Regions from separate parts of the Mus musculus genome. Here region 1 is linked to region 2. Evidence: chromatin loops called from intact Hi-C (ENCODE). Cell type or tissue: heart. All regions are shown on one strand. Links, peaks and the distances in the headings refer to the core of each region. The heading gives the core; the rest is flanking DNA. Region 1 overlaps Hecw2 (HECT, C2 and WW domain containing E3 ubiquitin protein ligase 2). Region 2 overlaps Hecw2 (HECT, C2 and WW domain containing E3 ubiquitin protein ligase 2).

Region 1 (5,380 bases), core at 206-5,205, 110 kb after region 2:
GAGTTCTGCCTGTAAGTGTTGCCAGTGGAGACCTGACCCTCCACATTCACTTCAGGTTTCTGGGGTTTCTGTTTCCTCATCTGAAAACGATTACTCAGACTATGAGGCCCCTCTAGCCCCATCAAACTCACAGATTCTGATGGATTCTGTTCCGCTTGATTTTCAGAAGATGTGACCAGGGTGGGTGGACAGCCCACACAAAATAAAGCAATAATACAAAACTCTAGGAGCTTGGTTTATCTGATAAAAAGCTGAGACATGACAGTTATTTTTAAAGATAATAATTATAGCTTCTAGAAGATATATTTTGAGAACTTTTGAAATTATTCTTAGCGTGTATCAACAGTGAATGATTATGTTAGGAATCAACTGCAATAAAGCTAGTATATTTCTCACTTGATTTATATTAATTATAACCATCTAATTCAGGTACTATATCTGTATCCATTTATGTACTGATAGCAAGATTGATCAAGGAATGGCTTGAGCTTGTCAGTGGTGTTTGTGTTAGTCTTTTAAAGAGCTAAACACCCACGGGAGAGACAGACCCAGCTCTGTGTGTAGTGTAAGGAAGTCCAAAATGCATTCACAAAGTGTCAGAAGTGAGATGTCTTTCCATGAACAGGCTAAAAGCATTGCCATCGTACCAGATACTGGCATATGTTAAAATTTCTGACCTGATTATTGTTTTCTATTGAGTAATCAATACATCTTGAAAGGGCTGTACTTTGGTTAGTTACACATTTGGTGAACTGCAGCTATCTGAAATAGGTGATAGTGTCCAGGGCAGGGCTTTATGGGATAATCTACACTTCCTAATCTTTTTTTAAAGCATTTGTTTAACCGTAAAATTTTCCATGGCATGGCCAGCTTCCTTTCCAAAAGACTTGTCACGGTCCTATGGTTATCATTTTCTCCAATTAGTGGGAGAATGCCTCGGGCATCTAGAGAAAGTCTTTTGTTGTTTGTTTTTTATAATAGTAGTAATGTATAGCATATTCTTCGTAATGATACATCATAGCAGGAAGCAGCTTGAGTCTGGATGGGCTGGACAAACTCAGGAGGAGAACCGGGACCCACACTCCGTACAGAACACACTCTTCATGGAGGATCCAAGAGGCATAGGCCACTTTTCTGAACTGTGATATGGGAGAGTTGAATTGAGGATGTTTTTCTCAGTTAAAATTATTCCACGTAATGGTTCTTGTTTGGCAGTTAGTTATTATGTATCCATTAAGTGCCTACTAAATGTCAAGCACTGTGTTGGGCATTGGAGATGAGACAGTAACTAAAACAGATGTGTACAGTCCTTTCCTTATAACTCTTATAGAACACTCATTCTCTACCTTAAACATTGCTTTTGCAAATCTTCCCTCATTAGCATCACTAGTGGTTTTTGGCAGAAAATGGAGACGCAATCATTTTATTTTGACAAGAAAATGATGGATTTATTAGATGACTAGGTGTCAGAAAGTAGAGGCTAGGCCTTGGGATTTGCTGCTGGGCATACTCACCAGTGTGCAAGCACTTCTGTATGTCAGGGGCTCCCTGAATGGTGTGAATACAGCGGTGAATAGGAAAGGTGCATCCCTGTCATTGCACCAATTGCAGCTGCTATGGAGTTCTATCAAATATTCTGATGTAATATGCGTGTAATACCTGTTTGAACTCCCTGTTCAGCAAGAGTATTGATGGCAACATGACATTCAGGTATCCCACAAGTAGAAAATGGCAGTAAGAGGAACACCACCCAAAGCAGCCTGGAATCACGGAGACTGTGTGTCAGATGAGCTTGTAGTACAGAGGATGCCTGACAGGGGCTTCCTCAGTGGGGTAACGTGTATCTCATCCCCAGTCTGCCATCCAGTAGCTTCTTCTTATGGTAGCTACTTACCTTCATATCTTCCTCTAGTAAACAGGGTTTGTGCTTCCTCCCTGGTGGCCAGGGAAGTAAAGAGAACAGATCCCTAGAGCCCCGGGAATGTGTACATGTTCTTCAGTGAACACTTCAGGTGGGAAAGCAAACTGTTGGACAGCATCAGTCTAGGACAATAATATCAACATCATAAAAAGATATGTCTCAAGAACTTACTTATGAATTCAGATGAATTACAAATTGATAAAATTTTATATATATATATATATATACACACGCATATATATGTATGTATATTTGTTTACAAAACAAAGCTCTATATGTTGATGCTGCAAAGCTGACTAAAGGCTCTATAAAGTAGTGGTGCAGAGGCATCTCTTCCCAGAAGAGCCGGTAGAGGGCAGCGTGAGAGCAGAAATAGTGTGACTTGATTAGCCTTTTGGTTGTCTGTAATTAGTTGTCAATCAGCTGACTCAGGATAGGAGTTCCTTGTATTTGAATCTGGAAAATAGACATGGACTTGAAACAGCTGGATAATCCTATCCTTATGCCAGCCAACAGCCTAAGACCACCACGAAGGCAGGCCAAAAAATGAGCAGCAGGCCAGTTGTGATCAAGCCTAGCACCAGACATGGGATTCGGTACTCTCCCTCATTGCAGAACACCTGAGGTTTGTACCTGAGAGTCAGTAGGTTCCCCAGGAATGAGAGCATTATCTCTAGTCCCTTATTTTGCAGATGAGGAAGGTAAGGTCAGCCCGTGCGCACACACACTTACACACACATACACACACACACACATACTCACAATAGGAGCTGCTGTCTGGAATCAACCTGGTTTTATATTCTCATATTGTTCTCTCTTCTTTAATGTTTCCTATAAGGTGACTTTCTTTTTGTCCCTGGGCCACGTTGTGCTCCAGCCTGTATTTACTTCAAATTCTGAAATGTTCAAGGGACAGCCTGTGGGTCTGGGGTGGCCTGTGGGAAGAAGGCAAAGGTACACTCGGGATGAAGGGCTGTTTCTTCCCCTGCAGGGACCAAATGCTCAGCTACAACCTTGGCAGACGGCTCCCAGCTGACCACGTGAGTGGGTACCTCCAGTTTAAAGTGGAAGTTACATCTTCTGCTCACGAAGGTGAGGTGTCTCTTGCTGCATAAGCACACACTGTCCATTGATAGTTGGCATTTAAATGGAATCATTCTGTGTCCAGTGCTGGAAATGGAATGGCTTTCCAATGACTGCCAGCTTCCAAAGCACTTAGGAGAGTCTGGTTAGCAAAAAACGGCTCCAAGAATTACGTTTGCGTTACGAAGGTAGTCTGCAGAGATCGAACCTATACCTCCTGTGCCAGATGTTACACGGGATACTCATTTAGTGAGGAGTAGTGAGTTCTAGCAGCCAGTGACACGTCAGAGTCACCTTTGGGATGACTGAACTCAGCAAACTTGTTAGTTTCAGGACAGTAGGTCTTTCTGTCTTCTATTGAATGCTCACCAGTGCTGCTTCCTCACTCAGATGCTTCTCCAGAGGCTGTCGGCACCATCCTCGGAGTCCACACTGTGAATGGAGACCTGGGCAGCCCTTCCGATGAGGAGGATATGCCAGGCAGCCATCATGACAGTACTATCTGTGCTAATGGGCCAGTGTCCGAGGACAGTGTTGCTGATGGCACCCCTAAGCATTCTTTCAGGACTAGCTCTACCCTGGAGATCGACACGGAGGACTTGATCTCTACTTCTTCTAGAAATTCACCCCCCAGGGGCCGCCAGGATTCCCTCAATGATTACTTAGATGCTATTGAACACAATGGCCCCGCCAGGCCAGGGGCAGCCTCCTCCTCTGAGCGGTCCATGGGAGCCTCTCCTAAACTGAGGAGTAGTTTTCCCACTGACACAAGACTCAATGCGATGCTTCATATTGACTCAGACGAAGAAGACCATGAGTTTCAGCAAGACTTGGGCTACCCATCTTCTTTGGAGGAGGAGGGAGGCTTGATCATGTGCAGCAGGGCGTCGAGAATTGATGATGGGAGCCTGACATCTCAGACCAAACCAGAGGATGACAACCCTGTGGAGAATGAGGATGCCTCTATACATGAAACTGCATCCTTAGAAGAGAGGCTGGAGAATCTTCCAGAGGTTGCAGATGGCTCCTTGCCATCAAGTACAGCCCCTGATGAAAATGAAGCCAACCTGGAGCCTCAACCCAGTGCAGACCAGGGTAGCACTGAATTGTGTAGCTCTCAAGAAGTAGATCAGCCCACAAGTGGTGCAGATGCAGGAGCTTCTGACACATCTGGAGGGAGCCGCAGAGCTGCCAGTGAGACCGAGTCCCTGGACCAGGGATCTGAACCTTCCCAGGTGTCCTCTGAGACAGAACCCAGTGACCCTGCAAGGACAGAGAGTGTGAGTGAGGCCAGTACCAGACCTGAGGGGGAGAGTGACCCGGAAGGCGCAGACAGCTCATGCAATGAGAGCGTGACTACACAGCTGTCCTCCGTGGAGACACGGTGCTCATCTCTAGAGAGTGCGCGATTTCCAGAAACCCCCGCCTTTTCTTCTCAGGAGGAAGAAGATGGGGCCTGTGCAGCTGAGCCCACCAGCAGTGGCCCCGCAGAGGGGTCGCAGGAGTCCGTCTGCACTCCTAGTTCTTTACCTGCTGTGCAGGTGCCCAGCAGGGAAGAGGAAGGGTCAGCGGCTGAAGCTGCTGCTTTATCTGAGCAGGGGGAGCTAGGGGAAGTCTGGCAGAGGAGGGGGAGTCTTGAGGGAGCAGCCGCTGCTGCTCCTGCTGCTGCTGCCACTGATAGCCAGCCCCAGGAAGATGGGGATGCTGGGGATGCCCAAGGTGCCTGCGAAGGGGCCACTGCCCAGGAGGAGGGCGCCACTGGAGGTAGGATATAGAAGACAGCATGACTCTTGGCTTAAGCGTAACTGCTCAAAAAGAAATCATATAATTTACATATGTGTATATGCATAATTTACATGTATGTGGATATATAATTTACATATGTGTAGATATATGTACTATATGTAAATATATCATTGGCATGTATGTGTATATAATTTGCATGTGTGTAGAAGTATGGTTTGTGTATATGTAAATTGTGATGCAGTTTGCATGTATAGGTGAATAAGAAAATGAATTCCTCCTCTGGGGTTTACCAATCAGCAAAAGAATTAAAGAGGGGAAAATAAGGAAGCAAATGTATAGATACCTAAAGCCATTCTTATGCATCAGGCCTCCCAGTCTGGAGAGACCATCATTTGCCATTCACATAGCTAGGAAGAAGAGGGCATGATTTCCATGCACACAGACCTCAGTTCAAATTCAGTCCTTTTAAAGCAGGCATCATCTATTGCTGACATACGAGGCCTGGCAAGCAGTAGTCTTCCATCTTAAAGAAGATACAAAACCAATCAGTACATTGGTGTGATGTGTAGGGCGGGGATGGGGAGTACTGCAAGCCGCTCACTCTTAAAGCTCCAGAACAGGAAGTCAGTG
Region 2 (5,380 bases), core at 51-5,050:
GGCTCAGAAGAGAGCATGGAGACGTGAGTCATGCCACCGAGTCTCTGGGTTAAAGATGCTCGCCTTTCCTCGTCGATATGGATCCCAATGCCACTGTAGACACTGTGACATAGTGACAACAAATGAGAATCGCTGCTTTTGTGAAAGCTTTGTTTGTATTAGGGGGAATGGACAAGGGCTAGGTGAGTGATCATATGGCAAATCGGACTTTACAGAGAAACATAAAGACTTACTTCCAGGATGTTGCCATTCTGGATATAATGCCCCCTCCTCTGTATTTAAGTGCAGGGGCCACATTTGCGCAAGCTCTTGAAGATGTTGCCAGTGAGCTACGCTCCTCATGGCAGGGGAAGTGAAGCAGTGAGCAGTACATCAGTAGCGTTCATTGTCTGCATTTAGCATGTATCTTACTGGTTGAAAATTTAGTTACGTGTGGGATAGAAAGGGGGCAGAGGGTGGTGGGATATGTAGGAAGGCATGGATCTAAGAGGGATGCTAGAAAAGTCCCTCCTTTTCACTTTCTTGGAAAAGCTGTGCTAAGAGAAACCAGGGGCCAGAGGTGTATGACAGCCTGGCCATCTTGTGATCTCTGTCCTAGACGTTATTTCTGATATTATCAGGTGACTGTAGGATGGTGTCTTTTATTTCCACAGTAGATTATTGTATGCTGAGGCTTTAATAAAATCTCAGGCTTTATATCTGGGATGTTTAATACTAACTCCTCACCTTTTAGCACTGATGTTTTATGCTTGTCTGTCTCTTGCAGCTTTGTAGGAAAACAACCTCAGAGAGGCAGACAAGATGGCTAGCTCAGCCCGGGAGCATTTGCTTTTTGTGCGGCGTCGAAATCCACAGATGCGGTACACACTGAGCCCAGAGAACCTCCAGAGCCTGGCAGCCCAGAACTCAATGCCCGAGAACATGGCCCTACAGCGGGCCAACAGTGACACGGATCTGGTGACTTCTGAGAGCCGCTCCAGCCTGACTGCCAGCATGTACGAATACACGCTGGGGCAAGCCCAGAACCTCATTATCTTCTGGGACATTAAGGAAGAGGTTGACCCCAGCGATTGGATAGGACTCTATCACATAGGTGAGTCTGGGTGAAGACTTGCATGTGGCTCAGCATGGCTTTTAACTCTGAGATGGTAATGTTCTGTGTTTTCTGCTGCCATAAAAAGGAAGAGAAGGTTTTCATACACAAATAGACAAAGCAGATTCTGGGCACATTCTTTGTTCCTTGGGAGGAGAGGCAGCTGTTCCTTTACAAGCATCTTGTGGTTCTATTTCTACCAAACTAAATGTCAGCCCCTGTGGGCACCGCTGGATTTTCTCTTCCCTTTATTGTTGTTCTTGAGACACCGTCATGACTTGGAAAGAGGGGGTCCTTAACACCTATGAACACTGTTAAACTGATAGGAAAACAGTTTGCGTTCTCCACAGGTTGATTTCACTTAAAACAATCTGCAGCCTGGGGTATCTTTTTATGAATGGGAAATATTACCTATTTGTTTTGAGAAAACAGTCCCAGCTTTGTTTAACTATATTCAAATCTGTTATTCATATGTGAATGAATGATGAATGAAATATCCCAGAAAATACAAGTTAGTTGTTATTTCTTCTTCCTTTTTGTTTGTTTGTTTTTTGAGACAGGGTTTCTCTGTGTAGCCCTGGCTGTCCTGGAACTCACTCTGTAGACCAGGCTGGCCTCGAATTCAGAAATTCGCCTGCCTCTGCCTCCCAAGTGCTGGGATTAAAGGCATGTGCCACCACTGCCCGGCCCAATTAATCTTAAATACATTTTAAATCTAACATAATAATATAATCCAGCGTTATTCACAGTTGGATAATTTTTCTCTGAATGAAGGAAATGATTCTAAAATTGATACCTGATATTGATTTCACTGTAAGTTATGAGTCAAGCGTCTTGTTTTGGTTGCTGTGTAAGGAATAAACAAGGAGTCCTGTGTTGGCCTCCTAGGCAGGGCTCATTTTGCCCCCTAGAGGACACTTGGTGTGGAGACATTTTTGACTGCCGTTATTTTGATTTCATCTCTGTAGTGGGATGAGAACAGGGTCCTTCACAGCAGTGCATGGACAGCAGAGCTCCATCTGCCCCAGGAGTCCCCTGGTCCCACTTTGAAAAGCCTGCAAACCTGCATCCTTGCTGAACTTTTGTTAGAATGATAAGCCCACTGAAACTGGGCTTCTTTGGGGACTAAGAATTTTCTTTTGAAAAAAATATGGGTTCTGTAACTTTGGAGCTCTAAATGATTAACCATGCTGGATAGCGGGAAAAAAAATCCAGAATAGAAAAAATTTCAATGAATTAGTAACTTTTTTTCTCCCCCCTCTTATGGTAACAAAAAGAGTGGTAGGCAAAAGTCTCTAAAGTTGTTTATTTTCTTTGGGTGTATTTAACTATATAGTCAAAATGAGGAAGGCATGCAATTTAAAGTCCTTGTTCATGTTATTATGACCGTAAAAGAGCGTACAGTTTGTAGGATGTCAGTCTCCCTTTGGGCTCCATTTTTTTTTTTTTTTTACATTTTAGATATTTTAATAATAAAAAAAAACTTAAGTCTTCCTATGACATTGCAAATAAAAAATGGTGGTTTAAAATGTTTTATATGATGTTTCTTGGAAAAATAATTAATTTTTATTTTCTCGTATAAGATTAAGTTTACATATGTGAACGACAGTCTTCTAGAGTTAGGTGGGCATTAACTCGGATTATTTACTATTTTCTCATACTTTCTTATTGTTCATCCCCTCAAACTGTTACATTTTCCTGTCTAATCAGGTTAAGTAAGGAACAAAAGCACAGTGGCCATAGTTCTCATGTTTTGTGCGTTACCTGCTGAGGAAGGAGTTTGTGTCAGAGTTTCCTAAGCTAGGAAAGCAAGAGTGGGAAGTGAATCTCTTGCAAGTGTTAGCTCTTCTTCAGGAAGCTTCTATCCCTCTCACATAAATCACCATTGTTCTTTACATTTGTTTCCATCAGTGTTGACTATGACATATTTATATGCAAATTTTATTTTAGTTACATTGGCTGGAATATGTGAAGTTTATGTTAATGATTTTGATGAATTTGGGAAACTTTGCCACTTTTTCCTTCCTTCCTTCCTTCCTTCCTTCCTTCCTTCCTTCCTTCCTTCCTTCCTTCCTTCCTTCCTTTCTTTCTCTCTTTCTCTCTTTCTCTCTTTCTTTCCTTTTTTTTTGAGACAGGGTTTCTCTGTGTATTTCTGGAGCTAACTCTGTAGACCACACTAACCTCATAGAGATCTGGTTCCTCTGCCTCCTGAGTGCTGGGATCAAAGGCATGTGCCACCACTGCCTGACTTCATATTTTCTTCATGTGTGTATGTGTGTGTGTGTGTTTTAAGTATTCTTACTTTTTACTGCAACCTATATTATATTATTTCACATTGTTCTACAAGGTATTTGTGGTTTTGACCTATTTTTCATAGATCTATTTTCTCCATGATATTCACATTTCCTAGTTTCTTCTTATCCATCTTCCTCCTCCTCCTTTTCCTCCTTCACACAGACACACAGAGACATGTATGCACACATGCACGCATGCATGCACGCATGCACGCATGCATGCACACACACAGGTATTAGAAACAGGGTCTTTTGTGTCCCAAGTTGCCTGACATTGCTGTGTAGCTGAAGATGACCTTCAATTCCTGATTCTTTTCTGTTCACCTCCCTTCCCAAGTGCTGAGGTAATAGGAGTGGACCACCACACTGGCTCTATCCATCCTTAAGTTTATTAGCCTTTTCCCCCTTTTCTTTATTCCGTGTCAGTCCCACTTGGTGAATTTTAAACTTTCAGGTAGTTGACTTTTTAACTTCTAGAATTCTCATAGATCTCTGGCAGGAAATAGTAGAAAGAAGCAGTTATCTCTAACCCTTAAGGGATATGCTAACACAAACGAGGACTTAAATGAAAATGCCTAGTCAGTCTGTCACATCAGTAGCATTAAATGTAACTTATTTCTGGAGTCACAAGGCCACTGCTGTATTTGAAAAGAGGGAGGGACATCTTCTGGATATATGCCCAGGAGAGGTATTGCGGGATCCTCCGATAGTACTATGTCCAATTTTCTGAGGAACCGCCAGACTGATTTCCAAAGTGGTTGTACAAGCTTGCAATCCCACCAACAATGGAGGAGTGTTCCTCTTTCTCCACATCCTCAACAGCATCTGCTGTCACCTGAATTTTTGATCTTAGCTGTTCTGACTGGTGTGAGGTGGAATCTCAGGGTTGTTTTGATTTGCATTTCTCTGATGATTAAGGATGTTGAGCATTTTTTCAGGTGCTTCTCAGCCATTCGGTATTCCTCGGGTGAGAATTCTTTCTTTAGCTCTGAGCCCCATCTTTTAAGGGGGTTATTTGATTTTCTGGAGTCCACCTTCTTGAGTTCTTTATATATATTGCATATTAGTCCCCTATCTGATTTAAGATAGGTAAAGATCCTTTCCCAATCTGTTGGTGGCCTTTTTGTCTTATTGACGGTGTCTTTTGCCTTGCAGAAGCTTTGCAGTTTCATGAGGTCCCCTCTAGCTGCATATGTATCAAAAGATGGCCTAGTCGGCCATCACTGGAAAGAGATGTCCATTGGACAGGCAAACTTTATATGCCCCAGTACAGGGGAACGCCAAGGCCAAAAAGTGGGAATGGGTGGGTAGGGGAGTGGTGGGGAAGGTGTGGGGGACTTTTGGGATAGCATTGGAAATGTAATTGAGAAAAATACGTAATAAAAGAAAGAAAGAAAGAAAGAAAGAAAGAAAGAAAGAAAGAAAGAAAGAAAGAAAGAAAGAAAGAAAGAAAGAAAGAAAGAAAAAAAAAAGAGGGAGGAGCGATTTGGTGTACCTGGGTCTTCAAATGGAGTGGACAGAGGCCTGACTTTAAGCAGGGTTAGCCATTACTTTTCAAGGGTGGAAAGGCTCTTTTTCCCCTTACTTCTCAGGGAAAAGAGGTGAGCATTGGCATTCCACAAGGAAAGGGGTAACAGGCATGCCAGTACACTTTAACAGATAGCTATTTCCTCCTGTTTTCTCCCTGCTTCCAGGACAGGGGGTCCTGACGGAGTCAGAAAGGATGGCAGTGAGTACTGGACTTCAGAGCTTCCTTCTCAGGCTCAGGAAGAGTGTAACCGTCTATGCTAATCCAGTTTTGAATGCTCAGGAGAGGATGTATACATCTCTTCTGGCCATTGAGATATGAGAAGACTCTGGGAGAATTTTGCATTCTAATGAATAAACACAACTTAATAAAAACAGAGTTTCATTTTTCTTTTACTTAATTGGTTCTTTTACTTATGAGATAATAATAGAATTAAATTATTTCTCCCTTCCCTCCCTCCAAAAT

The links. Hi-C counts contacts between places; a loop is a spot of excess contacts. Peaks named below come from ENCODE experiments on the same cell type or tissue, not always from the same donor. Only the 100,000 strongest peaks of a DNase experiment are listed, where the experiment ranks them.
Region 1: a loop joins it to region 2, with 2.2 times the contacts of the local background. A loop is called at or near these places in 2 of 42 quality-filtered maps.

The regions. Positions count from the first base shown.
Region 1 is chr1:53,924,698-53,930,077 of GRCm38, reverse strand. Hecw2 (HECT, C2 and WW domain containing E3 ubiquitin protein ligase 2) reads left to right here. Exons shown (of 29, transcript NM_001001883.3): 8 at 2,913-3,013; 9 at 3,395-4,768. Among named protein-coding and RNA genes, the nearest start is that of Mir7681, 78 kb to the right of the region's middle. In heart, for the core only: a CTCF peak has its summit at 2,272 (motif pointing right); no DNase peak of the experiment used is centred there.
Region 2 is chr1:54,035,914-54,041,293 of GRCm38, reverse strand. Hecw2 (HECT, C2 and WW domain containing E3 ubiquitin protein ligase 2) reads left to right here. Exons shown (of 29, transcript NM_001001883.3): 2 at 767-1,093. The coding sequence starts at 802. Among named protein-coding and RNA genes, the nearest start is that of Hecw2, 160 kb to the left of the region's middle. In heart, for the core only: a CTCF peak has its summit at 2,007 (motif pointing left); no DNase peak of the experiment used is centred there.